Regions from separate parts of the Homo sapiens genome. Here region 2 is linked to region 1. The links are chromatin loops, found by intact Hi-C in ENCODE. Cell type or tissue: K562. All regions are shown on one strand. Links, peaks and the distances in the headings refer to the core of each region. The heading gives the core; the rest is flanking DNA.

What was found. A loop is a pair of places that touch in the nucleus more often than their neighbours do. Peaks named below come from ENCODE experiments on the same cell type or tissue, not always from the same donor. Only the 100,000 strongest peaks of a DNase experiment are listed, where the experiment ranks them.
Region 2: a loop joins it to region 1, with 2.6 times the contacts of the local background. A loop is called at or near these places in 5 of 110 quality-filtered maps.

The regions. Positions count from the first base shown.
Region 1 is chr1:207,954,188-207,969,922 of GRCh38, reverse strand. LINC02767 (long intergenic non-protein coding RNA 2767) reads right to left here and starts at 10,932. Exons shown (of 3, transcript NR_167983.1): 1 at 10,848-10,932; 2 at 9,684-9,808; 3 at 1,781-2,466. RefSeq lists enhancers at 5,223-5,752, 6,439-6,498, 6,559-6,658, 10,460-10,959, 10,960-11,461. In K562, for the core only: a CTCF peak has its summit at 6,203 (motif pointing right); DNase peaks (open chromatin) are centred at 5,412 and 6,282; H3K4me3 peaks cover 1,249 bases.
Region 2 is chr1:207,704,269-207,720,003 of GRCh38, reverse strand. It overlaps CR1L (complement C3b/C4b receptor 1 like), which reads right to left. Exons shown (of 12, transcript NM_175710.2): 10 at 11,741-11,826; 11 at 2,313-2,540. It also overlaps the pseudogene RNA5SP534 and the pseudogene LOC100422434. Among named protein-coding and RNA genes, the nearest start is that of CD46, 40 kb to the left of the region's middle. In K562, for the core only: a CTCF peak has its summit at 8,524; a DNase peak (open chromatin) is centred at 8,523.

The sequences.
Region 1 (15,735 bases), core at 5,032-7,531:
ATGGAGTTAAGGCTTAGAGGGTGTCATAGGCTGCAATTGTGCTGCCTGTCCGGAACTGAGCTCCCTACTTCTTCCAGTAAAAGATTTCTGTGGGGAATCCATTGCCAGTGGTCTGGATGGCATGGCCACTGCCCCTCTTCAGGGATGGGCACAAGACCCTAGCCTGGCCAATCAGAATATCTCATGCCCTTGGTCACAGTGATTGGGTTGGGGTAGTCATGTGACCCAAACCCAGCTAATCAGATCTTCCTATAGGACTTTTCTGCCAAAGCTAGTGGGGAAGGAGCTTTACTCTTCCTGGGGTTGGTTGCTAACTGGTAGGATGTGAGCCTTAGGCTACTACTCCACCATGCCTAAAGCCAGACCTACGCTCTGGACTTTCCACTTAGATTACCCAAAATATTCCCTTCGTGCTTGGTAATAGGAGGCTACAATTATTTACTTTATAGCTTCATTAATATAGGCTATAATTAGCATCTCCTACCCATCCTCAAACTTCATCTTGCAAATTCAAGGTGTTTATCAAGGCAGGCCTGGGAGCTGGGGTGGTCTCCTGCATCTCAACAGACGCTGGATTATACAGCTTTGTAGGACCCTCCCAGTTTCCAGATGCTTCCCTTGTATGAAAACCCCCTTTCCTATTATTATCCCTGTGTATGCTGACAGGTGTGTTTGTAAAGTTTCTCCTACCCCCCGCCCCCCACCTCCTGCAAAGACTTCTGTCTCTATCAGTAATTGTAAACTCCTGAGGGTAGGGCAAGCAACCATTCCTAGGTCGTCTTTGTCTCCATCAGTTCCTGGTCCAAAGCTCTCAAGTCTCTGATGTGGCTTCTGGTAGTTTGAGGGTATCGGAGTGTTGATGTGTACATGAATGTGTAATTGAAGAGATGGGGGATTGAAGAGGAAAGAACTGCCAAAAAGCATAAACGCTGTGCCAGAGACAGAGAGAGAGAGAGAGAGAAAATAAAGATCTGAGCACAGAGGCCTCCTTGAGTTTGCAGCATCTGGGAGGCTCTGCTCACTAAGTTCAGCTGGCTTTATGTCGTCATTTATTCAGGCCCCACCTTCTACCAAGAGAGAACTGAAGGAATCCACAACTATGGCTACTGAGATACAGACAAGGATGACATAATGTTTACTTTCTTAATTGTGTGTCTTGCCTTCCCCAGGAAAATTTGGCAGGCAGGCGTGGGGGTTGTTGGTTTTGTTTTTTATTTTTTGTTTTAAGAGACAGTGTCTCGCTGTGTGGCTCAGGCTGGACTCGAACTCCCAGGCTCAAGCCACCCTCCAGCTTCAGCCTCCCAAATAGCAGGGATTACAGATGCCTGCCACCAGGCCTGGCCTCCCAGGAGAATGCACCTGCTGCTGCTGTCCCATCTGCACACTCACACCATGGCTGGCCCACAGAGTGACATTTCCCCACCACAGCACAGGCTTTGGCAGCTTAGAAGCAGACAAGGGCAAAAGACTGAATAGTGTCTTCCCAAGATTGGAAACAAGGCTCAAATGTCTACCTTTTTAAAAAATATATTTAATATACAACTGAGGTTCTACCCAGTGCAACAAGGCAAGAACAAGAAGTGAAAAGCATAAGTTTTGGAAACGAAGAAGTAATGTCGTGTATATTCACAGACATTGTGATTTGTGTACATAGAAAATTCTAAGAAATCTAGAAAAATACAACTAATGCATGAATTTAGCAAGTATACAGGATACAAAACCAATATGTAAAAATCAGTTGTATTTGTATATACTCACAAAAAACAATTGGCAACTGAAATCTTAGAAACATTTTTTATTTTAAATATTTTAACAAAACATTTAAACATTTTATGTAAATCATTTATATAAATCTTGACAACCCCTGACCCAGTTACTGTGGTCCTGGGCATGAGGTATTCTGATTGGCCAGGCCAGGGTCTTGTGCACATCCCTGAAGAGAGGCAGTGGCCATGTCATCCAGACCACTGGCAATGGATTCCCCACAGAAATGAGAGTTTTTTTTTAACCAAAGGCCGTATGCACCCTGGGTGTGGGCCTGACCCATACATCCAACATACCTGTGTATCTTAGTTTCTAGGGCTACCATGATATAGCACCATGAACTGAATATGAGATCACAGAAATTTATTCTCTTACACTTCTGGAGCTAGAAGTCCAAAACCAAGGTGTTGCAGAGCCACGCTCCCTCCAAAGCCTATAGGGGAAGGATCCTTGTTTCTTCCAGCTTCTGGGAGCCCCAGGAGTTCCTTCCCTTGTGGCCACATAACTCCAATCTCTGCCTCCATTCCCAATGTAGCCATCTTCCTAGGTCATCTTTGTCTCCATCAGTTCCTGGTCCAAAGTTCTCAAGTCTCTGACGTGGCTTCTGGTAGTTTGAGGGTATCGGAGTGTTTATGTGTATATGAATGTGTAATTGGAGAGATGGGGGAATGAAGAGGAAAGAACTGCCAAAAAGCATAAACGCTGTACCAGAGACAGAGAGAGAGAGAGAGAGAGAGAGAATAAAGATATGAGCACAGAGGCCTCCTTGAGTTTGCAGCATCTGGGAGGCTCTGCTCAGTAAGTTCAGCTGTGTCTCTGTGTCCAAATTCCCCTCTTCTTTCGAGGACACCAGTCACATTGAATTAGGGCTCTCCCACCCTATCCCAGGATGACTTACTTTTTTTTTTCATTGTTGCCATTACCTTTATTTATTTATTTTTTTTTTTATTATCTTAACCAGTTTACATCTGCAAAGACCCTATTTCCAAATAATGTAGATGGCAGATGAGACTTGAGCATATATTTTGTGGGGGGACATAGTCTAACCCATAACACCAGGTCTCCACCTACATTAAAGTGTATCTGTGAGGATGTTTAGTTGTACATGCATCCGGGCTTGCCATCACAGAGGTCCGTGTGGTGGCCCTGTGGAGCACACCTCCATGCCCTGTCTGTGTGGACCTGTGCATTGGGTTTATATCAAACATGGAGGTTTCTTTAGTACGTGTCTGGTTCGCTCCCCGCCGTGTTCTAAGACTCCTCACCTGCCTACAGGGTGCTGTGCTCATACGCAAAACCAAGGGTTTTCAATGACTTTCCACAAGTAAAGAAGTTATTTTCTGACACATTTCTTCCTCCAATTATATATTTACCTCCCCCAGTGGCTTACTCAGGAGCAAAGACAAAAGGCTCAGGACTCAGGCTGACTCAGGACATGCGCACACACACACACACACACATACACACTTACTTTCACAAGGACCCCACAGTTCTTCTTGAGTGAGATAAATATATGCAAAATGCCTCACAGCACCGCAACCACTAGAGTCTTCTCCTCTAGAACTGCATGTACATTTAAATGCACAAACAACATCTGAAAATATTCTTTGCAGATAAAAATCCCAATAATAACTCATCCCCCCACCCCTCCAAGATTACTCTAAGGTTGCCACTGATTTCCCCACTGGCAAGAGGGAGCAAATAGGAGGCAGGAATAGTATAGTCTTCTTGCCTGTCCTGATCCCAACTCCTCCAAGAAATGGGGTTTCACAGACTGAGTCTGCGGACCCAGAATCATTGGGGCAATCATTCTGTCTGACCTAGAAGTAACTGGACAGGAATCTGAAAAGCAACAGATCCCCTCTGCCTCTTTTTGGTGAAATATGGTTTATCAAAGTGGGCAGAAAGGTTGAGGCCATATATCAACCTTCCCATTTTACAGATGGGGAGACTGAGGCCATGGAAGTCATTCAGCATTGCCTTCACTCACAGATCCAGTGTCTCCTGCCTCCTGGTCCAGTATTCTTTTCCCATCCCCTCCTGTCTCACCTCCTGCCCCCATCTTTTTAGACTTTGGGAACAGCAGTGGTGAAGAGGGAGGATAAAGGGAAGATTATTCCATGTCCAAGGAAGGTTAGCAGGAGAGAGCCACAGAAGAGCATCTTGTAAGGTACTGAAATCCAGCTGAGGCTTCCTCCATAACCCAGACTTCTCCCCCAAAAAGTTCCATGACATCTGCTGGCTGCCTGGCCTTCGCGGATCTATTTAACCCAGAGACACTGTGATCGCTCATGTGCTTTGATCCTGCAGGCGCCGGCAGCTTTTTGTTCTATTATTCACTGCAGGGTGGATGCTGAGTTGTCTCTCCTTATTACAGGCAGTGGTTGGGCTTCCCACCGCCTCCCCAAGGCCACTGGGTGATAGCCATCAATAAGTCAGTAGCAGCGGCTGGCTTTGAGATGCCTTTTGGGAAAGGGATTTGTACCATTTCAGAATCATCGTTTTCTACAAGCATCCTTTTTGGGAGAGATCTGGGGAGAAAAACAATTAGCATAACAATTACAGAAATCCATGTAAAGATGCTAAGAGGAATACCTTATCTGCCCAGCTGGTGGCAGCTTTTGAAGACAGACCCCTGCCTTTATATCTGTGTGCCCTGCACAGCATCTGGCACATAGTGGGGCATCCTCTAATGTTTATTTAATGACCCAGTGTATGAGTGAACATCTCTTCTCAAGCCTCAAACCCATTCCCTTCAAAAACAAGAGGAAAAGAGGCACTGAGTATCATAAAAACTTTTAACCATGTGGCATTCTGGATAAATCTGTTTATTTGTTTATCCACAATCTCCCCACACACACACTACAAGACACAAGCTCTATACGGGCACTTTGTATATGCCTAGCACCTACAACAGTGCCTAGCATACAGTAAGTCCTCAGGAAACGTGCAAAAAATGAATGAACTGGATGTCAGGAGACCTGGGAACGAATTCCAGCTAAGTTACCAGCTGGCTGAGTGACCTGGGCCAGTCACTTCTCTCTGGATCTCAATTTGCCCCCTGTGTGGCAGGAGCATTGTGCCAGATCTACGATAGAATCAATCACCTAGTCTAGACATTTCTTGAAGAACATGGGACATTGTGTCACCCTACCAAATCCATGCTGTGAGCCTTCCAGATCCATGTTCTGTCCCCGACTTCTTCCTCCACAGTCATGAGGTGCTTTGACAATCTATACAGATGCAATGTGACGGGGTCACACAGAAAAATCCCAGGGGCCTGCAGCCAGAGGGAATGTGTGGAGGCTACGGAAAGGAATATCCTTGAACGGAATGCATGACTTCTGCAAGAGTCATAGCTTCATTTCTGCACTTGCTCTCCTCTCACCAATAATCCAGGCACAGAAACCCTCCCCCGCCCTCCTCCCTCGGGGGCACAGGATAATGTTGATGGATGGGATGGAGTCTGGAGCTGAGAGGGCATGGAAAAGAGGGGAGCCCTCCTTAGCAGACCGTCTTGGGGCACACAGGTGGAATGATCGAGTAGCCAACATGCACTTCAGCAAGGGCAGAGTGATGTTTTTCATGACTAATCTTCAAACCCCGGACGAGAGGAAACACATTCCAAAGCGACTGCTTGAGACAAGAACAGGGTGGGACGCAAAAAGTTAACTGAGAATCAGGAGATAGGAGAAGACTCAGCCACACCCAGCCAGTGAAGATGAATTTAAAGAGAACTCTATGTAGTGCGGCTCCCTGGGTGGAACAGAACATATGATTCTCGTGCCAGAGTGTGGGTTCACCCCTCTCGCCTAAACCTTCCGTTGTGAGGTGTGCCCTTCAGACAGTTATGCTTGGGTGGGCCCCGAGCAACCCCGCCACCCTCCACTCTCACCGCCCCCGCACGCTTGCAGAAAGCCAGCCTTTCTGGAATGGTGACTCGTCGGGGTGTACGATGTCTTCGTGGGGTGGGCAGAAGGGATGGTATTCCCTGTTTGCAGCCCCTGGGGTGGCAGGCGTATGTTGGGCCTAGCTGGCTCCTATTTCTGAGTCTTGACACCTCCCCCGCTGCCTGCCTCCTCCTCCTCCTCCCTCTCCCCTGGGCCGCCGAGCTGTTTGGCCCGCGGTGCCCCGCTCAAAGTCAGGGCCAAGGCCAGGGGAGGGGGCAGGCGGTGGTTCCCAGCACTGCCCTCACCTGATATTTACTTTCCAGGCTGTTGACTCCCAAACAATACAGTGCACGCCGATTTGCAGGGTACCTTCCGTCTACTTTCCCAGTAAACCACTCCCACCAAGCAAACACGCAGGGTTCCCCTGGCCCGCGCGGACCTGGAAAAACACAGCGCTTGGCTGGTCTCCCTGGCTGGCCGGACCCGCCGCCTTCCGGCCAGCGCACCTCCGCTGCGTGGAAGCGGCCGTGCCATGGCGCCTTGCGGCCACGAGAGGGCAGCCGCGGGCCGCAGAAACACCACCGCGCCCGGCTTCCCGAGCCTGCGCCTGCGCAGACCCGAGGCCGACCCGAGGCGGTCGCTGGCCAAGCGCCCGGCCAGCGCTTCCGGCTGCCGAGGCTGCAGCCTTCAGTGAGCTGTGGCTCTGCCGCCCCGGGAGGGAACAAATGGCGGATTTCAGGCCTCCGGGCCATGCAGCCTCCCTCTGAGGCCCCAAAGGCGCGATAGAGGCGGTGAGATGCGGCTGGAGCTGGGAACGAATTCCCCGGCCGGCTGGGAGGCCGCCCAGCCCGGTGCGCTGACCGCACTCGCCTTGCTTTCACCCCTCGGGTCGCCTCTCGCACCTCGCAGCCGAAAGCCCCTCCGCTGGGTCACGTTTCTCCATCCCGCTGCAGCCTGAGCAAGGTCGCCTTCATCCTTTACAGACAGAAGTTCCTCTACCCGGAGGCCCGGAGCCTGGGAGAGGGCCACTGGGAACGTCGCATTTGCAGAGCCCCAGTAACCGGGCTGTGGACCGTCTTCTTACTGCTTGAAGTTTCAGGCTCAGAGCAGGAAACGATTCCAGAGCTCAGCCAGGCACCGATGAGAAGAAAAACAGAAGCAGCACATTGCCCAGGGCCATGGAGCTTGCCAGTGAAGAGCAAACCAGGCCACGTAGGGCCGCTGCTTGGGACCCTGTCCTGGCACCCCCAGCTCTTGGAGAAAGTCAGCGCTCCCAAGGCCTCCAGGCCCGCCAGCATCGTCTGGCCCTGACTGCTCTCCACCATACCCCACTCTCCACTGCAGCTCTTCCCCATGTCCCGGCTGTGCACATCCGGCTCCATGATCCCAGCCGCGCCCAGCTTCACTCTCTGCCCAGCAAACTCTTGCTTGTCTTCTAGGTGTTGGCTTAGAAAACATTCTCCCTGCAAAGTTTTCTAGGCGTTCCCCGCACCTCTCACACAACCCTATGCAACACTGTATTCCAGGGTAGCCCACACAGAACCTCACCTGCTTGTTCACTTATCTGACCCAGAATACGAAAGGCCCACACTAGGTCTTAATTAATATGTCCCCTACATCCCAGCTGCCCCATCCAAGTCCCCAATTTCTGGGCCCATGTACTTTTTACCGTGTTGCCCACTGGCCCTTTCACTATTGTAACTAAAATAAGCAGATTTATGGCCTAGAAGACTCTATGCTTCTACGTCAGAACAAGAGCCTGCTCTTTTCTAATTCCTGGGAGAATATTATGACAATTCTTGCTTCTGAAGCCTGGAGAATAATTTCCAACATGACAGTCTCCCTACTTCTGTGGTCCGGAGGGTACTTTCTAACTTGAGTTATTCTCATTATTCCACTCAAGAGAAGTAACTGCAAAACAGGTGTTAAACCATGCAGTAGGATTTACAGAGGTTGAGGGACTCCATGAGTCCACTTGAACCAGAGCAGCACGATTTTTATTTTTTAGGTAGGAATTTCTTTTGGGGGGAAAATAAGGAGCCAAGAATTCTATTAATGCTTTAAAAATGTTTTAAGTGGGAGGAGGGTGAAGGGACAAGCAACTCTACTTTCTGCTCAATATTGCTGTGAACTAAAATTTTTCTAAAAAATACAGTTGATTGATTTATTTAAAAAATGTTTTAGATGTCACTACACTAAAGGATTATAAAGTAGAGCAGCTGAAGAGCTGTGGACAATTGTTAACAACTAATCATTTCCAAAGGCTGTACCTACATTCCCAGTGAAGCACATATCATAACTTCTCAACCTAGGGAGCCTTTCCCTTCCCTTTTATGTGGAGTCTATTTATTGTCACCCATTGTTTCTTCTTCCCTGACACCAGGGAGTCTGATTTTTTATGGGTGTAGTTAGGAACTGAAAGTTTGTTTCTTTGTTTTTTTTGGTTTTTTTTTTCAGAATTTGTTACATTTATAGAAAAAGTTGCTATGTTACTTATTTGAAGAAGAGTTGAAGCTTTTATATTTCTCTTTTAAAAATGTTTTGTTTGAGGCCCTAGGGTTTTTGTTTTTTGATAAATGCTCCCTCCGACTCAAAGATGTCCAGGTGTTAATCCCTGGAACCTGTGAAACGGCTACCTTACAAGGCAAAAGGAACTTTAAAGATATAATTATATTAAGATTCTTGAGATGGGGAGAAAACAGTGTTAGGGAAAGAAGGAGATGTGTCCACAGAAGCAGAGGTGGCAGTGATTCAATGTGAGAAAGACTCGGCTGGTCACTGATAGCTTTGAAGATGGAGAAGGGGCCGCAGACCAAGGAATGCAGGTGGCCTCGAAAACCTGGAGAAGTCAAGGAAACAGTCTCCCCCAGAGCCTCCAGAAGGAACAGTCCTGCTGACACCTTGATTTTAGCCCAGTGAGACACATTTTGGACTTCTTACATCCAGAACTGTAAGATAACAAACGTGTGTTGTTTTAAGCCACTACGTGTGTGGTTATCAATCACAGCAGCAATAGGGAACTAATACAAACACACTCCAAAGGAAAAAAAATCCTGCCATAGATCACGCAGGTGGTAAGAAGGAAGCTAATTGTAGAGGGGAGACAGATTGGCTAGAGCCATTGTGGAGAGGAGTTCTTGCAATAGTAGTAGAGGTCACCCAGATAGACCTGTATATATTCTTTGTTATTACAAAATCAGTATGAGTTGGCACCACGCGGGCATATTGGTGGAGCATTTGCATGCCCTGTTTTATATTTTAACTGTATGGCCATTCATATTTCCCCTGCTAGCCTGAAAGTTTCCAAGATGGCATTCATCTTTGTATTCCTGTTGCCTGCAATGGCTTCTATGAATAATACCATCTTATGTTTATGAGGCACTTCACACTTCCCAGAGCACTGTGTGGCCATTATCCATTTTGAGTCTTACCGCAACTCTTGTGGGGTCAGGCAAGACTGGTGGTGGCATTATCAATAGATTCCATTTTACAAAAGACTGGCACCCAAATTTCTCTGACACCCAGGCCCTCCTCTCCCCAAGAGTCCACTCATTTTCTCTGCAAAGTGAATTCTAAACACAGATGAGAAAGTTGAGGCACTGCTGGCGTCCTAAGAGCTCAAACTGGGCCCCAGGGTTCTCGAGTTACTGTACAGACCTTCTTGGTCTTCTTCCCACTCTGAGCACAGGAGAAAATCCTCTTGTGCAACTGGTAGTGGAGGAGAAATGCCACAACAGTGACACCACCTTGTCTCTCAAGGACATTGAGCAGTGTGGGGTAGAAATGAGGATGGGAAGGGTCCAGGTGGGGGTGGTGTGCAAGGCTGACCCAGGGGTCCCCAGTCCCAGACCCTACCTCTTGCACTCTGACCCGCCTAGGGAAGCGTGGCTGAGGAGGTAGGGAGAAAGAAAGGTCATGCTTTCAGCCTGGACTTCAGGACGTGGCCTGAGGACAGGTCAGAAGAGAATGGTATCCGTCACCATCTTACAGTTTTAAAATTCTTTGTATGGCGTCAATGTTCTCACTTACCGAGAAAGTACAGTCTCTGGAGTTAGAGACAGGTTCAAGTCATAGGTCTCCACTTACCAGTGGTGTAACCCTGGCAAGTCACTTTCCTTGGGTGAGATCCCATTTCTCCATCAGCAGAATATGGCCTGTAAAATCGTTGGAAAGATAAAAATAACATACGTAAAGTACATGGAAAATAATAAGCACTCAAATGGTAGCTATAGTTATTTATAACCAAGAAAACAGGGGGAGTGGATTTCTCCAGGTTGGACAGCTGATAATTGGTGGAACCAAAATTCCAAACTACTCCCCAGAAGCTTCAGTTCCTTATCCCAAGGCCCCTCTGCTCCCCGGAAACTAAGTCTCATACTTCTGTAGCCAGGTGCGACCCTCCAAGGCAAATCTCTGCCCACCGACTCACAGAGAGGGAACCCCCACCAAGAACCCGCTGGAAGCCTGGCGCCACACAGCTGCACTATCTGGAACCTCGCGCGACTGCAGCCCTGGGGGGCGCGCCCGGAACCGAAATGGCTCAAGAGACTTGAGGACCGGCGCGTCTCCTTTCTCCGGCCCCAGTCCCCAACTCCCGCCACAGCGCAGAGGGGGCAGTGCGGTGGGAGGGGGGGAGTTGTGGGGCTGGGGCTCCGGCCTGGCCGGTGAAGCCCCAGGACCCGTCCGCTTGGGGTTAAGGCAAGGGGTGCGGCACGAGGAGCGCAGGGAGCCCCGAGTCCCAGGCGCAGACCCAGCTGCGGACCCGCCGTACAGCCCTGGTGTTGCAAGCGTGGACCGTGGGCGTAAGGCCCCGGCGGGAGGCACTCGGCCCGGCCGCGGCCGGGTCTGCAGGGTCCTGGCGCAGCGGATCCCGGCGCGCCCTGGCCCGCGGCCCGCAGGGTTCAGACGGGGCCGAGACAGCCAAGCCCGGTTCGCTCGCGCCAGGCGCTGGAGCCAAGGCTGACGGGCGGTTCTGAATCATGTTTGGAGGAGCGGCGCGGCCCCCAGGGCTCCGCTGAGACGCGCTGCAGGGCTGTCCGGGCCCTCCCTCGGCGACGCGGCCAGCAGCCCGCGCCGCGTCCTCAGCGGCGGCAAAAACTAGGAGTCCCGGGGCTCTGCCGGGCGCCGGCACTGGAGGGCAAGAGATGCTGGCTTCCCCCGGGGCTCATCACCCCGGGGTTCCACAGCACTTACGTGGGATGGGGACCCCGGAGTAGACCACGGACGGAAAGGAACGGTGGTTTCATTCTCTGCAAAAGAAATCCTCGCGCGCACACGGGTGCCCCGGGCCAGGCAGACCTCCAGCAGAGGCGCCCAGGTGGGGCGTGCAGAGCTTCTGAAAGTGGGCACCTACTTTAGGAGGCTGGCAAGCACAGAGAGCCCAGAATCACCTGTGCCGAGCCCTCAAGGGGGCCTTCTCACAGCCCTGATGTGCCCCCTTACTGCGATTAAGGCTGTTTGCGAGTCCTAAAGAGCTTGCGTTATGCAGGGCACTTTCAACCAACCATTCCTCTATGTACAGCAACCTGTGAAGCTGGCAGGACCAGTACCTTTATTCGTTTTACAAGTGAGAAAGCAAAGGGGTGGGAAAGCCCTAGGGTTCTGTGCCCGACTGCCTAGTCAGGCCCTGCCAACCAAAGATTGAAGTCCGTTCTTTCTCTCTCCTGCCAGGAGGCGAAGAAGTGTCCACCCTGTCTATTGAGAGGCCTCTACTTTAAGAATTAAGCCAGGCAGTCGCTGCTGTGTGGAGGGGTGTTGACAGCAAGTGACAAGGAAGCAAGTCTTTATCGCAGGAAAAATTACTTAAGTGGACTCCTTAGCAGCCTCCTTTCCATTTGGAATGAAGATTAGCACCCCTAGCCCTAGAGCTGTGATTCTCAAAGTGTGGTGCCCAGACTAGCAGCAGAAGCATCACCTGGGAACTAGTAAGAAATGCATCTTAACTGCCCCCTCCTAGGCCTCCTGGATCAGAAGCTTTGAGGTAGTGCCAGCCCAGCAATTTATTTTTTTTGCTTTTCATACATATATATATCTCCACAATGGATGAAAGAGAACAATCATCAAGGATGTAGGTACCAGACACAGGGCAGAAGGTAGCTAGAAAAGTATGCCTGAAGGAAGTTAAGGACCCTAGCCTCATTCCTACCTCGTTTCAATAGGTGGACCTAGCATAAATAGGTTACTTTTCCATTGTTCTAGCTTCCTCTGCCCCATCTACAAACATGGCACAGCTGGCTTGCCTTGCAAGGCCTCAGCTGAAGGACCCCATGTACACACAGGCCAGTACAGCAGTATTAGGATCTAGAAGAATCTCATCCCCATATATGGTCTCACTCCAAGTCTATGGCCGAGTACCTTCATTGTTGTGTGCAAGATGGTGTCATCCCTTGAAAATATGGCCGCTTCAGCATAAAATAGTTAAATCTTTATAATGGTCGATTATCTCATCCTACCCCCTTTTACATGCAGCTGAAAAACGGCAGGCTAGGGACATAGAACATTGTGGACTTTATACTGTTAGAATCGCTGCCCATCAAATGATCACTAGCTAATGGTCACTAAATTTACAAATTAAGGAAATTATCTATAGAATACTGCAAAGACACAGTAAAAAGACTGAAGTTTGCCCATTTCTGCTCAGGAAGTCCCTTCACTCCTAAGCTTCATATGTTGTCCTTTTGAGCCCAGCAATTTTTAAGGAGCCCTTCAGGAGATTCTCTGATGCACAAAGAAATTTTGAAAACCACTGTTCCAGAAAAGCCTGTGTATCAGCTAGAAGCAAGCCTGCATGGAAAGACAGAATGCCATCACTGCTTAAGAGGCCCAAGGAGGCAAGAAATGAACTGAGAAGCCCAGAGTTAGCAGTGGCATGATAGGTTCATTCCTTGGAGTCTATTGTGTGTGTTTGGGGCCCCGTAAAATATTAGAAAGCGATGGAAATTTTAGGGCTCCGTATAATATTGTATTTACATAACCACTCAGCTCTCAACTACTCTCAAAGAGTACCTACTGAAGATCATGTCTTCAACTTGCTAAGGCTGATCTGGGTATTAGCCAACTCTCTGAGTTGAAGGAAACAGATGTAACCAGGTCATCTCATGAAATGGAGCTCTATTGTTCAGTAGATGAGGTAGTAAGTGGAGCAGACACTGCTGTTTGCCTTCTCCCTGGCTAACAGAGGACTGACATTGACTGGATTAAAGGATAGAGCTACCCTGTACTTCAGGCGGCTGCATTCCTCCCTGCTGGCACCAGTGATTGATTTAGGAATGGGTAGAGGGTGCAATTCTGACCAATGAGACGTGGGAGAAGCTTGCTGGGGAGTTGGTGGGGTATTTTCCTTTTGCTTTAAAAGGGGCAAAGGAAAGGTACATTCCCTTTTTTTTTCCTTTTTCATCTCTGGATGTCATTGCCTGGAACTTTTGCAGGCTTCTGATACCATGAGAGAAAGTAGGCTAGAAGGACAAGCAAAATAGAGGGTGATGAGAAGAAATTCAGGAAACATGTGGGATCTTCACGACATTGTTGAGCCACTAAATTAGCCAACCCAGGGAGTGGGGGAAATGCTTAGGATTGTCTTGTTAAGTGAGATGACTTATTTTTCTTATGAAGACTGCTTTTAGTTGGGTTTTGTGTTACTTGCAGCCCAAAGCATCCTAATTGATGTAATTAAAGAGACTAAAATCTCACTGTAATACCAGAGTAGAGACAAAAATCAAGCCAGGTGTCAGAGGGAGGTGTCAGGAGGACATTCGGGATCCCTGGCCACTCTAAGCATTGGGCTGCCTCATCTCCCTCATCCATCTCAGGAGTTCCTAGTTCCGAGTGTTTCACCATGAATGTGGCCCCATTACTCTCGTGTAGTCTCCCTTTTTCTGTCTGCTGTTTTCTCTTTCTGCCAGTTGCCTGGTTCTCTCTATAATCTCAAATTCAGGTTTCCAAGAATGAGAACTTGATTGGCCTAGTTAACCACACTGCTTGTGGTAGGAAAGAGATTCCATACCTGACCATCTTACAGGTTGCTGGTCAGTCTATGGACTGGCTGTCCTTGAATCAGTTTCTTCCTTCTTGTCTAAGGTAAGAAGAGTGGATATAGGACTTGGCCAGCCCCACTCAGCCTGAGGCCCTGGCAGAGGCCAGGGGCTGGGAAGATTCTCCTAGAAGGAAACAGTGCTCTTGGCAGGTACTAAGACTGATTTACCAGCAGAGCCTTTCTTAGAAACAATGAAATGGCAGTGCTGAGTCTACCAGGGTCAGAACAAAGGAATCTACTCCTACCACAAGCCCTTTCTGTTGTAGATCTGTTCCACACCCAAGAGTAAGGGGTGTCGGGCCAACATGTGTGCCTGGGTACCTAACGCTGCCCCCAAACACACTACTCAGAAAATATCCCTGCCTTCAGTGCACCCACCCATGCATCCTCACAGGAAGCAGACATTCTGCCGCTGCTGAAAATGTGCACGCCACACATGATGTTTGCATATGGCACTTTATGGGACACTTTTTAAGAGTTGTTTTGTTGTTTGAGTCCCTGTGAAACGCTTCGCAGTGCAGCACTTTGTTGGGATGTGCAAGCAGCAGCCACAGTGATGGAACCAGATGCAGATTGAAGAAACGACTGCCGCAGAACGTTTCCTAAAACAAAGGTTTTAAAAAACACATGGGACACAAGTGTTGAGAAGCCCAAGTGTGAGAGCACAACACCGCTTTCTTTCGCTGTATTCTTGGCATTCTCATAGTGTGTGTGATTCTCTAAGAACAAGTTGTCACGGGAGTGGAAGAGGTGTGAACTATGCTGCTTCTGTCACTTATTAGTTCTGTATCCTTAGGCAAGTGGTTTGAACTTCCTGAGCCTCAATTTGTTCATTGGTAAAATATGTCTAATAATACTTCCCCCGTAGTATGGCCATAATCCTTGTATACAGTAAGTCAGTGAAGAAAGTGTTGGACACATAATATAACATGTTAAAGCTGTCATTTTAAAAGATCCCTTCCCTGAGGCAGGTATTCTACCTTACTATTTAGAGGGAATCATGGTCAGAAGCACCAGACTATGGTATTGACCAGATCCTGTGATGTCTGTCACCCAGCTCAACAAATGAGGTTTCAGTGAGAATTCAGTGAGGTCCTCATTAGAAATGAGAAATGGCTGGGAGATGCCAAGTGGGTGGTGGGCAGTTGGGAGGATGACACTTTCATTAATGTTGATCTGTCCAGGATATGGAGAGAAAGTCACAGTAGCTTCCAGAGCCGAGCCCAAGTATAATGCATTATCTTATGCTACATAGAAAGTAGGATAGGACCAGGACCAGGCCTGTTACCGGCTAGGACCCTAAAGGAAAACACTCAAGTTCCCCATGGAGCAGAGACCACGACCACTGTTATCAGTTAGTGATTGCTGGCAAGCCACCCAGAACAGGAAGAGATGGGTCAGGAATGAGAGTAGGATTTTCAAGATTTGGGAGCCAAAGGACCTTTGGCAGCATGTAGAAAGGCAGATTTAAGAATTCTTGGGGCTAGAGTCAGGAATGGTCTATTACACACCTGAGAGTACCTGAAAGTCCAGTGAGGCTGTCTGAGGCCCCACTCAGAGAGGAAATCAACAATTAGTGTTGGAGAGGTTTTAGGGATCCCTACAGGCCTTACAGTAGGGGTTCTAGAGCCTGTGGTGTTACTTAAGATGGTAGAAAAAAAAAGCAGAGCCTGTGTACCTCAAATAGTATTTTTTCCAGAAGACAGAATTCTAAGATGTTTCCTCCCGCTTCCCACACTGACCCCCGTATACACACCCTACATAATCCCCAGGACTATGAATATGATGGATTTTCCTCCCATCATTAGGTTATATTAATTTGGCACAGTTAGCCTTAAGATAGATGATCTGGGTGAGCTGGACCTAATCATCTGAGCCTTTCAAAAGCAGAGAGTTTCTTCTAGCTTGTTGCAGAAGAGGAAGTGGAGATTTGAAGCATGAGAGGGATTTCAGGCTCCACTGCTGGCTTGAAGATGGAGGGGACCACCTGTTAAGAAATTTATGTGGCTCTAGGAGTTGAAAGCAGCCTCTAGCTGACAGCCAGCAAGA
Region 2 (15,735 bases), core at 7,467-9,966, 250 kb after region 1:
CATTTCATTATGACAGTACTTAAATATTCTCTCTTGTTGAATTATATATTTAGGTCCGTTGACCATTTATTTATTGTTAAAGAGCACAGTCTCTACAGATAAGTAGATTGCTTGGCTGAACCCAGGCTACCCCATTCTGTGGTCTTGTGCAAGTTACCTAAACCCTCTGTGTCTCAGTTTCTACACCTATAAAATGAGACAATAAGAATACTATCCTCCTCATAGGTTGTTGTGTAATTAAATTAGAAGCTATCTTGTGTGTGTGCGTGTGTGTGTGTGTGTGTTTGAGACAGAGTCTTGTTTGTTGTCCAGGCTGGGGTGCAGTGTTGTGATCTCAGCTCACTGCAGCCTCGACCTCCCAGGCTTGGGATTCTCCCACCTGAGCCTCTCAAGAAGCTGTGACTACAGGCATGCACTACCACGCCCAGCTAATTTTTTTTATTTTTTGTAGAGACAGAGTTTTGCTATACTGCCCAGGCTGCACTTGAACTCCTGGGCTCAAGTGATCGTCTCACTTTAGCCTCCCAAAGTGCTGGTATTACAGACATAAGCCACCATGTCCAGCCTATCTAACAGTGGTACTAAGTATTCATTATATATTAACTTTTACAACTAGTATCACAACCACCACTACTGCTACCTGTAAGATAACACTATTAACCCTTTGCTGTGTTTCCCATATATTTCTCATCTATCTACTGTGTTATTTATTTTTCTTTTTTTTTTTAATGTTTTTTTTTTTTAAATTATACTTTAAGTTTTAGGGTACATGTGCACATTGTGCAGGTTAGTTACATATGTATACATGTGCCATGCTGGTGCGCTGCACCCACTAACGTGTCATCTAGCATTAGGTATATCTCCCGATGCTATCCCTCCCCCCTCCCCCGACCCCACCACAGTCCCCAGAGTGTGATATTCCCCTTCCTGTGTCCATGTGATCTCATTGTTCAATTCCCACCTATGAGTGAGAATATGCGGTGTTTGGTTTTTTGTTCTTGTGATAGTTTACTGAGAATGATGTTTTCCAATTTCATCCATGTCCCTACAAAGGACATGAACTCATCATTTTTTATGGCTGCATAGTATTCCATGGTGTATATGTGCCACATTTTCTTAATCCAGTCTATCATTGTTGGACATTTGGGTTGGTTCCAAGTCTTTGCTATTGTGAATAATGCCGCAATAAACATACGTGTGCATGTGTCTTTATAGCAGCATGATTTATAGTCATTTTTTCAACATACAGAAGTTCTAAGTCCAATTAGCCAACAGGTCAAAAAAGTCAGCACCAGGCTCATGCCTGTAATCCCACACCTTTGGAAAGTCGAGGCAGGTGGATTACCTGAGGTCAGGAGTTAGAGACCAGCCGGGCCAACATTGTGAATCCCTGTCTCTACTAAAAAATACAAAAATTAGCCAGGTGTGGTGGTGGGTGCCTGTAATCCTAGCTACTTGGGAAGCTGAGGCAGGAGAATTGCTCAAACCCAGGAGGCGGGGGTTGCATTGAGCCGAGTTTGTGCCATTACACTCCAGCCTGGGAGACAGTGCAAGACTCCATCTCAAAAGAACACATTAAAAAGTCAACACCTTTTATAATTCAATGCTCTTCTGTCCTTACTGGAGGATGGAGCTTGTGTGGGCAGTCACAGCCACAAATGCATCTACGGTTGTCAAGTACTGTCGTTTAAAGCCAGAGTAATATATCAAAGGAAGGAGCTATGAAGGCTAAGAGTACAGTCTCAGACTCTGCTTCTCCAGGGCCTCCCGAGTTCCCTTTGTTAATGGTGAGGTGAAGGACCAACTAAATATAGTCAGCGGCTTGAACAAACCCTTGGAAACAACATAAAAAGTATAAATCCCTACATCTGAATTTCTTAAATTACTTTTATAGCGTTATCAGTTCTGAAGTAAATTACATCATCATGTACTTTTTGCGCAGCACATCCATCTCTCCAGGATAAAGACAACTCATAGTAGGGGTAGAATAAAAGAGTACATTCTTTAGCATTTGTTTTCAGTACTTTCAAAAATTTCTCTACAAAATCTGGACCTCACCAATTCTCTTCACTGTCCACCCTCTTCTCTCCTTACCATCCCACCCTCCTCACCCCAAAGGCCATCAGAATACCAATAATTGAGACAGTGTGCCTATCTAGAACCCATTTGTCATTCACTTGGGAGGTAGTTCTGTCTCTGACAGTTACAGCAAAGCCATTTTCACAAGCAAAAATGACTGTCACTATAGAAATATGAAGGTTCTCACCTACATATTCTGAACCCATTTAGGATATGTGGAAGCGGATACTGACCAGCACCAACAGGAAGTTCACAGCGAGGGGCAGGGCTGCTCCAAACCCCATTCCCATGAGGTTCACTTGTGCGGCGGATGGTGCTCTCCCCAATGAGGTTGAAGGTCATCCCTCTGTCTGGGTGGGGGTCACATGTGTAAGATACTTCTTTTCCATAGGGAATATCTCCAAGGGGAGTTCCTGTGTGTCTCCCATTAAGGATAGCTGGAGGATTTGGACAAAAGATTTCTAGAAAGAAAACAAGAGCTTTTAAGTTCTATTAGAGTTTCACTTAAGATGACTGAAATATTAGTGACCTGCGACAGTGCTATGAATATAATTTTTTTTCTTTTAGAAAGACTATAACTAAGGTGGATGGAATTTAAATCTGTAAGGCTTTTGTTGAGAGGCAACTAACTGTTGTGAGACCTAAATTACAGTCTATTGCAAAAGCCCAAAGACAGTGTTTTTGGACCATCCAGGTAGCTACGTTCATAATGAATTTGGAAAGTAATTTTTTTTAATTTTTTTACAAACACCCATTTGGTTGTCTACTTTAAATCAGGCATAGTAAGATTCCTGGGTTGACAATGAGGTTCAAGACAGACAAAATTTTGGCCATCAGAGACCATAAGTTCCAAGGAAATCTATGAACTTTAATAGTCATGAACTATCATCTTTAGCAATGTAAATGTTTCTTGGTGATTCAAGACTGTTATCATCAGGACCAATACCAAATTTCCAGTGGTGTCATCAGACTACATTGGTAAGGCTCTTTTTACACAGATTAAATGGTGCCAAAGAGGCTTTTTTTCTTTCTTCCAAATTATTAGCCATCATTTCTTCCTTCTTTTCTTCTGTTTAGAACAGTTCCTTCCCTAAAAGCACTTGATGCTTCTAATTTGATATGAATTTAGGAAGAGATACCCAAGTTTATCGGAATTATGTGTACATAAAAGACTTAGTACATCAAACAATGATTAACTTCTCATGCTTGAATTTTACTTGTGTTTTTCCTAAGTTTATTTATATATTTATTTTCAGCTCTATGTGTCTCTGTAAGGGTTGAGTTTGTTGGATACTTGAGTTTCCTCAGGTATTGAATGTTCTTCACCATAATACTCACCATAAAATATCCAAATTGATTTCTGTAAGTTATTTTAACACAATGCAAATTAAAGTAAACATTTTCCAATAAGAAAAAAAAGGTTTAAAAAAATCATGCCTTGCTTTAATAGACAGAATAGGGTAAATCAGTAATGTCTTAGTATGTCAAATATGTACTTTTATCTGAGTTTCTGAATTCTTTCTGAATTTTGGGATATTTTATTTAAGCGGATGGTTTGGAAATTTAGGACACCTCATCATTTCAGACACTGATTCGTCATCCCGGCTCCTTCCACTGTACACTGTACTAATTTATCATATAACTCTGTTTTATTTTCTCCATAACATCCCTATTTAACTACCATTTTATATATTATAATTTTTAGAATTTTGTTTTCTTATTTTATTGTTTTTAGTCTTCTTCCCAACAAGAAAATATACTCCAGGAAAGTAGGGAGGTGGCTTCACTATTCTTTTACTCTTCATTGCATTTTCTACACATGGAAAGTCCTAGCACATGGGAAGCCCTATGTCATTCAATACTGCAGGCTAAAAAACAAGCTGACTAAATTGTTTATGATACGTGAGGGGATAAAAGAACATAAGAATTTGGCTGGGTACGGTGGCTCACACTTGTAATCCTAACACTTTTGGAGGCCAAGATGGGAGGATAGCTTGAGCCCAGGAGTTTGAGACCAGCCTGGGCAATATGGCAAGACTCCATCTCTACAAAATATAAAAAATTAGCCAGGTGTGGTGGCATGCACCTGTAGTCCCAACTACTGGGAGGCTGAAGTGGGAGGGTCACTACAGCCCAGGCCATTGAAACTGCAGTGAGCTGTGATTGCACCACTGCATTCTGTCCTGGGTAACTGTCTCAAAAAAGAAAAAAAAAATGTAAGAAAGATTACTCCTTATAAGAAAATTAAAAATAAATGACTGACTAAAATGTGCTGCACTTTTATGTCATTTAGTTTCTTGCCACACATTCCCCACAAAATTAAACAGTCATTAAACTAAGTGATTTACAGATTAGTAACAAATGTCAGAAAAGTCCTACAAGACCCTTCTTGAAATTCTTCCAACAGAGAAGTATTTTAATCAGTAATTTAGTTAAGTAAAGATCCAGACAAGTGATTCCGTGCAGTAAAACACTGGAAAACAAAAATAAGGAGAGCTATCCAAACTACGTAGTTCTTTCTACTCACGTTCACACACTGGAACACTGCTATTCCAAAGGGCTTTCATTCCAGCCAAGACACAATGACTAGCAGACCTGCCTTTTAATCAGAACCTAAAGAAAAAAAAAAGTGGTAGCAAATGTGTGAGCAATTCCCATCTCTCCCTTGATTTCTTCACTAATAGATGCTCAGCTTCCTCACTACCATTTCCTCCTTGACTATCATTTGGGTCTTAGGTTCAGGTCTAGCTAAAAGTCTTAGTTCATTAGGGATCTGAATTCTTCAGTAGCTGACAGAAACTCAAAGGCCAATTTATTCTAAAGAACCATGGTACCCTGTGACTGGCAAAGCAATCAGAGCTGAAGTGCCATATAAACTTCATAGCCCAGCATCACCTACAGAAGGCATGAACACAGAACCAGACTTCTCCATGGGCACAAGAGCCATAACCTTCAGGTGTCATCTTTCATTGATGGCTCTCTGACATCCCACTTATTCTCATTAGTGGGTCATGAGGCAGAACAGCTTTTGATTTGGTAAGCAAAGCCAGGAATATCTGTTCTTCTCGCCACTCCAAATGTAACAGGCCAGAAAGAGGCTCACAGAAGCATGCTGAACCATGTGTTCTAAGAAAAAAAGAAGGGTCAGGGGAGGAGTCTTTGCCACCCTGAAATGCTCAACTTACTATTGAGTACTGCTTCCCTTCTGAAATCTAAAATCGTTCTGAAATTGGAAATCATTATTAGGTGGTGGACTTTGTAAATGCCAAAGAATCCTTGGAAATTATTAAAAATAACTCCTTAATTGCTCAATCTAGTTATCCCCCAGACTCATACTGTATCACCAAGAATAATGGATACACATAAGCAACGAATAATACCACTTGACAGTGGTAGAAGCAGGAGGCAGACAAATCACAGGCAGATGGGGCGGATCCCGGTGAAACCCGACCTTCAAGCTGAAGACAGTTTAAAGCCTAGCTACAAGTTCCAGGTAAATCCATGGACTGGCTTGAGAACCTCTCTTCCTGTTGGGTGTGCTTTCCTCTGATTGATCCCCACTCTTCATCTATTTCACATATACCTGCTCTTCCCTAATTGGTTTTTTGCACTGTTGTGCCCACCTTTGAGTGGTGGCTTTGTTTTAGCCTTTTTTGCATACTCACCAACCAATTAACACACACTTCCAATTCTGAGTCCATAAAGGCTCCAGAACCAGCCACACTGAGAGAATGACCCCCTGACTTCATCTGGGGTCCACCCTTGTGTCTCTTCTCTGCTGAGAAGCTGTTTTGTCACTCAATAAAACTCTTCTCCACCCTCCTCACCCTTCTATTGTCAGCATAAGCTTGTTCTTCTTGGATGCGGGACAAGAACTCAGGACCCACCAAACGCAGGTATGAAGAAGGCTGTAATACAGTGGCTCTTTGCCGTCTCCTAGGGGAGGGAAGTTATTCCATGCAACAGGAAGCACCAGCAGGTCCAGTCAGCCCTGGAGATGCAGGCCAAGTCAGCCTTGGAGATGCAGGCCAAGTCAGCCTTGGAGATGCAGGCCTGAGCGGGGCGATGGAACTGACAGAGTTGTTAACACACCGCCATCTGTTGGGCTGCAGGCATTATCAAATGCTAAGAGCTATTACCATGCTGTTACACCCCCTCTGGGCTTCGGGGTCGTGGGGACCCCTGTTTGGGCACCAACACATTCCCTTCAGTGTGACATGCCTGGTCCAGCCACAAGCCTTGCACGGAGCCCGCTCCTGTGCCAGTGCTTGGCGCGGCCAGCTGGAACCCCCACTTGCTCACTCACACACCCCCTCCCAGAGGCTGAGCATGTAGTCGCGGCAGCCATGGGCTCTGCATCAGAGCACAAGCCTGGCACGGCCTGGGTGGGCCAAGTAGATGAGGTGTCTCCTGCATTGATCCTGGGTAGAGCAAGGCCTGGACAGGGATGTTTCTGGCCAGAGGTCACCAGCTGGCAAAGTGGCTGAGAAAAATCTTGCATCAAAACAATTACACTGGCCATTCTTGACATGAAGATATGTAATTGGGTTAAAACATAGTTATTCATACACTATTACAGATTCCATTATTGACTGGTTTTAAGTTTCCTAAAACAACCTTTGCCTTATTATGAGGCAAACAATTTCCATCTCATTCATCTTTTTTTTCTAGCACACATTTTATAAAATTATGTTCTTTTGCCTCCAAATAAATACGTACCCATTCATTTCAAGTTCCAACTGTGTACCCAAGATCAGTGACTGTATTTAGGTTTGTATCTGATATTGAGTTGTATGTGCCATTTTTTCATTGTTTTCTGAAGGCGGTGCCACTTAGTCCCTACCCTTATTTCAAAACTACCCTTCCATAAATTAATCTCTCTGGGTACTTCTTATCTACTAGGTCAGCTCCTTAATTGGATTAACGCTTATTTCAAAACTACCCTTCCATAAATTAATCTCTCTGGGTACTTCTTATCTACTAGGTCAGCTCCTTAATTGGATTAACTCAGTGATTCTCCACACTGAGTCCTTGGTCTCAACACTGGGTCACACTCACCCTTCATCACAAACAAAGGATACCTTAGCCCCAAGCTGGAGATTAAGTGGAAACAGCACACGGCCATGAGGGAGTTGGCCCAGGAAGTCATCACAGGATTTCACGAGAAGAAAAAATAAAACAACAGGAGTAAGACTTCCATGTGAGGGGGAAAGAGAGGCACCTGTACATCTGGGGGCTTCAGGGGTCCAGTCTCCCTGGGGCATGCAGTGCAGAGACGCAGCCCCTCTGAGGTCATAGCTGGGCTCACAGCTGTAGAACACTTCCTGCCCAGGTAAAAAGTTGTCCTGATGGCTTAGGGTATGCTCACCATGCAGGATTTCTGGAGGCGGCTGACACATTGTAGAAAGGACAGTTCCAGAGTACTTGTTAGTTATGGGGGAATTTCTTTTGCTATATCCTATGCCTGCTGAAGGCCTCATAGTTAGTAAAAGGTAGAGAAATAGAACACAATTCTCCCTAGCACATGGCCCAAAATTCACCTGTAAATCTACAGGGCATGAAGTATTTTCTCCTAGCTCTGGATATCCAGTGTGGAGTTATTAGTATTGGTGGATTCTCCATCTACATATTTCCTAGGGAGGTATTTGTACCATCATTATTCAGGTAATGAGACTGTCACCTGAGACCAAGTCTGTTTTACAGATTTCCCCATATTTCTCTGATTGCACACCAATGACTAAAGTACAGTCATACTGTTTGGGGACAGGCATGCCCCTAAATTGGGGCTTACTCTGGAAGGGTTCTTGCCTCACTCAGGACAGAATTCACGGATGAGCCAGTGGTGCTAGACAGCGATCTTTTAGAAAGGCATTGCCCTTTGCAGAGCAGGGCTAACTCACAGGCAATGTGCCCAGAGTCAGCAACATATGAGCTCCTGGCAGGCAACTGTATTTATACTCCTGTAAGCCCGCTTCAATTACATGTAAATTATTTTTGTTTCTTGTTTTTTGTGTTTTTTTTTTTTTGAGGTGATATCTCACTCTGTCATCCAGGCTGGAGCACAGTCGTGTGATCTTAGCTCACTGCAACCTCCGCGTCCCAGGTTCAAGTGATTCTCCTGCCTCAGCCTCATGAGATTTCAGGTGCGAGCCACCTCACTCAGATAATTTTTGTATTTTTAGTAAAGACAGGGTTTCACCATGTTGGCCAGGCTGGTCTTGAACTCCTGACCTCAGGTGATCTGCCCATCTTGGCCTCCCAAAGTGCTGGGATTACAGGCATGGGCCACCATGCCCAGCCAATTACAGGTAAGTTAAGGGGCACATCAATGCAAATTGAGGGGCGTGTTATTTAGAACTTTCCTGGAAAGGGGTGGTAACTTCCAGATCGTTGCCATGGCATTTGTAAACTGTCACAGTGCTGATGGGAATATGAGGGCAGCTAGTGATTGCTTTCATCGCCATCTGCCTGTTGCTGCTGTTTTTTCACTTCATCCTGTCTAGGCCAGATTCTGTTTTGGTCAGCAGGATTGTGACCAGAACACAAGCCCTGCCCATCTCCTGCCTCGGTACATCCGTCTTTATATCCCTTTATCTGTTTGTCTTCCCAGCTCAGTGGTTGCACAAGGCTAACATGGGTTGGTAGAAGAATTGTAAGCTCTTTCTCTGTCCCTATGTATCTGCCATAACACCTCCCACTCCGCTGCTAAGCCAGCTATTGTGGCATCAGTAGACAAGATGAGCCATCAAAAACACAAGCCCTTAAATAAGACAGTGTTGTTTTAAATAATAAATGAGATAATGTATACAAAGTGCTTAGGGCACAGCTGACCATAAAGTCCATATAATTTTTCAATATAATTGAGAGAGATTGCAGCTGGTACTTTGCCCTGACAATTGATTAATAGGTGAGTCCAAAATACCAGTTTTCTTGGCTAATTAAGGTCTTGCTTTTCAAAATGAAGACACATATGCATGAGTGCTTGCACACCCCAGATTCTTAATTTCATGCTTCTTCCCCCAAAACTTACTTTCCCACCCTCCTCAACATACATCCCTCCCCCTAAACAAATACTCATCTCCTGATCCAACAGCAATGCATGTCACTTGCAGGGCCCTTCTAGGCCTCAGGCAAACACACCCCTGGAGCAGCTTGGTAGCTCCGGCTCCCATTTGTTCAGGGCCTGGCATTGCACACGGTGCGGGGGGTCCTTTCATGACAAAGCCAGGCTGACACCTAAACTCCACAACTTCATTTAAGGAAAATAAGCTTCTGTTGTCAGACACCAATATTCCATTTTCCACATTTGGAGGTGTGCATTTGTTAGGTATAATGCACTGAGGGACTGGGCCGCTCCAGACGACCACTTGATCATCTTTGCTGGTGCAGTATATGGAGGGCTCACCCACGAGCTCAAACACCTTTCTCCCTCTGCTTCCAAGATTGCAGTGGTAGGTCACCACTGATCCATAGTGAAAATACTCTCTGTCGGTGCTAATGAAATATCCATTGGTGATGTTGGGGGGTAGCCCACAAGGAATTCCTGGGAAAAGAGACCGCAAGTTCACCAAAACAAAACCTTGGGACAGAGTCTTGCTCTGTCGCCCAGGCTGGAGTGCAGTGGCACGATCATGGCTCACTGCAATCTCAACTTCCCAGGTCAAGCAATCCTCCCCCCTCAACCTCCCGAGTAGCTGGGATTACAGGCACGCACCACCGTATCTGGTTTATTTTTGTATTTCTGGTGGAGTTGGGGTTTGGTCATGTTGGCCATGCTGGTCTTGAACTCCTGGCCTCAAGCAATCCACCTGCCTCTGCCTTCCAAATGCTGAGATTACAGGCGTGAGCCATCGTGCCCGGCATGGTTTCTTAAAATTATACTTTATTGTAAATTATGCTAATAGCTTTTCTGAAATCCCAAATTACCGGAAGTAAATATTCACAATATCATTCTCATCTAATATTTACTAATGTACAGATATATTCTTACAATTTTATAATATTGTGAGTTGTGCTCTTCGTAGTTAACATTACTTTGCTAAATGTGTCCATATATTATTATAGAGCATTTTTTTCCTTTTTTTTTTTTTTTGAGACAGAGTCTCTGTTGCCCAGGCTGGAGTGCAGTATCATGATCTTGGCTCACTGCAACCTTCCTTTCCTGGCCTCAAATGATTCTCCTGCTGCAGCCTCCCAAGTAGCTGGGATTACAGACATGCACGACCATGCTCAGCTAACTTCTGTATTTCTAGTAGAGATGGGGTAGCACCATGTTGGCCAGGCTGGTCTTGAACTCCTGACCTCAAGTGATCCACCTACCTTGGGCCTCCCAATGTACTGGAATTACAGGTGTGAGCCACTGTGCCTGGCCTATAGTACACATTTATATTTCTCCTGCTAAATGAGAATTTAACTATGTTATCTCACCATTATTAATTTAGTTCTCTCTATATAGAAGGCATGTGTCTTTATTCTATTGGATATTAATATAATAAAGCATACAGCATAGCATTTTTTTTGAGACAAGGTCTTGCTCTGCTGCCCAGGCTGGAGTGCAGTGGCACGATCATGGCTCATTGCAGCCTTGACCTCTCTGGCTCAAGCAATCCTCCCACCTCTCAGTCTCCCGAATAGTTGGGACTACAGGCGTGTGCCAGTATGCCCATTTAATTTTTGTATTTTTTGTAGAGACAGGGTTTCACCATGTTGTACAGGCTGGTCTCGACCTCCTGGGCTCAAGCGATCTGCTCACCTAGGACTCCCAAAGTGCTGGGATTACAGGTGTGAGCCACCACACCTGGCCCAGTATAACATCTTTATTAAATAATAAGAACAAAAGCTCTGGCAGAACTAATAAAGACAAAGCAAACACAAATATACAATATTACATATAATAAACATGATACTTACAGATTCAGAAGTAATACAAATAACTGGATACTGATCTACAGCCATACCACCCTGAATGCACCCAATTTCATCTGATCTTGGAAGAACTGAATACTGTGTCCTACTCTACTGTAGGGCAGTGCCCAGCCAGTATATTGCCCTTCTACAAAGTTTGTTCCCACTTATTCTCCCACCAGATGGGTTTGAAATTGCTGATTTCCTCACACCATCACTAAACCCAGGATTATACACATTTTATATTCCTTATTAGCTTGCAATTGCTCATTCCTCTTTGCTCCCCAAAATGTAGAAAGCTCATCTTCCAAACAACTCACAGGGAAGATGGCATGATCCTGTTTAGACAAAGAATAAGAAGGAAGAAAGAGCTGCATGGCTTGAATATCTGATGTGATACTAACAGCTTGCAGAGAGGATATGCGGTTTCTTTCACTGACTTTGTATTTGTTGACTTCACCAAAGAAAATGCTCTTCAAACTGGGAGGTGTTCACCCAACAGAGGATGAAATTGGGGGCTATTTAAATTAGCTCAAGACTAGTTTAAAATAAATTACACCTTAAGATAAGAAAAAAAGCATTTCTAGGTGAAGGTGGAAGTTTGGAATGCTGTGAGCCATTTTAAGGATATGACTGGATTCTTCAAATATCAGAAGGATACCATTTCCAAGAGGGATGAGATTCATTCTTTGTAATTCTAGGAGGACAACTCTAGGGTTAAATGGTGGGGTGAATGGGGAAAGAGATTTCAACTCACGTTGACAAATTGGTGGCTTCATGCTCCAATGGGCAGTATTGCCCGAGAGGATACATTCAGCAGATGAGTGACCAATGAGTCGGTGCCTAAAGGCAAAAAATGGAAAATAATTGTGCTGTACATACCTCATCAACTTCCTGACAGCATGCATATGTGGCAAACCAGAGGGATTACAATATAGGAGAAGTCTAAGGCCTAGCCTAAACTTTACCTATTGTTCCCAGCTTTTCTACTTCTTTTTCTGCTCTCACTATTGAAAAGAGATATTTCTGCTCTAACTTCTCCTGGTCCACTTTACTTCTTAATATCTTGACTTCATTGTGGACTGTACCTGGCACCAAAATAAAACAATCATTTTGTAGACCTGCTTGACAATTTCTTTCTTAAGTTCTGTCTTTTCCCATATTATTTCTGCCATTTTTTGTTTGCGTATTCCCTTAATATGTGTGTGTGTGTGTGTGTGTGTGTGTGTGTGTGTAATACTATGCCATTTAACTTGAGGCATGTTTTTTATAAATACAAGATTTGTTGCTTTTGATCCTGTCTAGTAGACTTGGTTTTTTGACAAGAAGTTTAAACCAAATGGATTGAAATAAATTATATATTTGATTTGCTTTGTTTGTTTGTTTGTTTTTTTAGACGGAGTCTGGCTCTGTCGCTCAGGCTGGAGTGCAATGGTGCAATATCTGCTCACTGCAACCTCTGCCTCCCGAGTTCAAGCAATTCTCCTGACTCATCCTCCTGAGTGGCTGGGATTACAGGCATGCACCAACATGCCCAGCTAATTTTTGTATTTTTAGTAGAGATGGTGTTTCACCACTTTGGCCAGACTGGTCTTGAACTCCTGATCTGAGGTGACCCTCCCACCTCGGCCTCCCAAAGTGCTGGGACTACAGGCGTGAGCCACTGTGCTCGGCCTTGTCATAATTCTTTCACTACCTTTTTCATGATTTCACGATGTCCCATGATGAGGATGAGGAGAAAGCAATGAATAAAATGACCTGACCCAAACATGATGGGGCTTATTTCCGATGACAGAGACAAATGCATTCCTTGCTATTCTTTTTCCTTCCCTCCCCTTACTATATGGAACAGATAGATTCAGCTGTTTTAGTTATTCTAATAATTTGGAAATTAAACTTAATATTTTTTCCAATTAGGAATTTAATTTTATATGTGTGCATGTATATTGTAGATATATACACTTGATACATATATTTAAACCTATTTTCTCAATTTCAGAGTCAAATTCTGTACAGTCAGTCTACTCATCTTTTCTGTAAGTCTAGCCTACCTTTTCCTGCTTTCTCACATTTTCTACTTCTATTGATATATTCTATGACTTCACAGAGATTATTACTAAATTATGATTACATTGCCAGTTTTTGTGTTTATGGTTTTTTGTTGTTGTTGTTTGTTTTTACCACTTTTCTATCTCATTGAGATTTCTTTAGGAATTCATCATTCTCCTTTTTAAAAATTTGCTTATTAATTGCCTGGGAAACATACTTAAATGGTACAATTTTTGTGTCTTTGCTTATTCTTTAATGTGTATCTGGAGCCTCTAGATGTGAATATTAGCTTGGCTCAACAGAAGTGCTATCTTCTACAATTTAGTGTTGTGTAGAATCAATGTGGTGTCAATAAATTTATTTCTTTTGCGGGTATTACATTTTCACATTTTATTTCTGGAATCTGAGTTTTTTTCTCTATCCCTGAAACACAGAAATTTCCCTAGTGATGGCTAGGTATGGGCTTATTTGCTTACCCTTCTGGAATTTTTTTAATACATAATTTGAATCCTGACACTGTCTTACATACGTCTTCTCTTTTTCTTTTTTTTTAGACAAGGTGTCATTCTGTCATCCAGGCTGGAGTGCAGGGGTGCCATCACGGCTCACTGAAGCCTCAGCCTCTCGGGCTGAGGTGATCCTTTCACCTCAGTCTCCTGTGTAGCTGTGACTACAGGCACACGCCACCACGCCCAGCTAATTTTTATACTTTTTTGTAGAGATGGGGTTTTGCCTTATTGCCCAGGCTGGTCTCGAGGTCCTGGGGTCAAGTGATTCTCTTGCTTCGGCCTCTCAGTGTTGGGATTACAGGTGTGAGCCACTGTGCCCACCTATCTTCTCCTTTTCATCTTTTCCCACTGCATTGAGGGAAAATTTGGTTAACTCTTCTTACTCTTTGCTTTAATTTTCTGCAATATTCAGTGTTTTATATATATATATATATATATATATATATATACATACACACACACATATATATGACACATATATGAAATGAAATATATAAACACACTGACTACATATATTCATTCGTGTGCAAACTTCATGGCTAGTTTCACAGAATTATTTGTACAACTGAGTCTTGTTAAAAATAGGAAAAGGAGAGTGTTCTGAAAGTTTTCCTGGTTTCCTGGCAGTAAATCTCTTTTGTAAAATTTCTCCTGATTTTTTAAAATTGGTCTCTTTTACATGTATTTCCTGTTTTTTGTCATAAGCTCAATGGTTTTCTGCCTCATGCCGCAGGGAGGTTCGCACTTATTCCACAATGCAAGATGAGGAAGGAACAGTTAGGAAATTTATCAATTGTATTTTTAAAAATGCTCAAAAAAGAAAAGAGGACTTTGGATTTATTCCAATTTTATTTTGTCAGATTCTAGGTGCTATGGTCTCTGAAGCCTAGGCTGGCAAATATGCTGGACACCACAAGCTTCCTTTCTGTGTTTGTTGCGGTGGCACAAACATAGCCCCTACTCACTACCTGGCTTAGCTGTTCCCGTGAAGAGTGAGATTGAGGCAGAGCCTCCACTGTGTGCTGAGCAAGGGTGAGCACCAACAGCTGGACCATGCGCTGTGAGCACCTGACACTTGACATTTTCAAAGGGACTCTGTTATAGGTTGAATTGTGTCTCCCCCAAATATGTTGGGAAGTCTTAACCCCCAGTCCCTGTGGATGTGACCTTATTTGGAAATACAATCTTTGCAGATGCAATCCAGTTAAGCTGAGGTCATTAAGGTAGGCCCTAATCCAATATGCCCGGTGTCCTTATAAAAAGAGAAAACTTTGGACACAGACATGAACAGAGAGGAGAACAGCATATGAGGACACAGACCCAGAGGGAAGATGGCCATCTGAGGACAGCAACAGAAGAAATTGGAGTTCTGCTGCCACACTCCAAGGAAGGCCTGGGGCTCCAGAAGCTGGAAGACGCAATGAAGGATCCTACCCTACAGGATTCAGAGGGAGCATGGTCTTCCCAACACCTTGATTTTGGACTTCCAGTCTATAGAACAGAACTCCAAAAACTTCTGTTGTATTAAGCCACCCATTTTGTGTTACAGACATTCCTCAAAGATATTGCAGGTTCAGTTCCAGAACACCACAATAAAACAAATATCACAACAAACCAAGTCATATGAATTTTTTGATTTTTCAGTGAGTCTAAAAGTTGTGTTTGTAATATACTATAGTCTATTAAGTGTGAAATAGAATTATGTGAAAAAAAGGTCATACTTTAAAAAATGGTTTATTGGTAAAAAATGCTAAAGATTATCTGACCTTCAATAAGTCACAATCTTTTTGCTGGTGGAGGGTCTTGCCTCAAGGTTGATGGCTGCTGACTGATCAGGGTGGTGGTTGCTGAAAGCTGGGGTGGCTGTGGCTATTTCTTAATCTAAGACAACAATAAAACTGGCCACATTGACTCTTCCTTTCACAAAAGATTTTGCTGTAGCATGCAATGCTGTTTGATAACATTTTACCCTCTGAACTGCTTTCAAAATTGGAGTCAATCCTCCCAGATACTGCTGCTGCTTTATCAACTTAGTTTATGTAATATTCTAAATTTGTGGTCATTTTAACAATGCTCATGGCATCTTCACCAGGAAGAGACTCCACCTCAAAAATCTACTTTCTCTGCTCATCCATAAGAAGTAACTCCTCTTCTGTTCAAGTTTGATCATGATATTGTAGCAATACAGTCACAC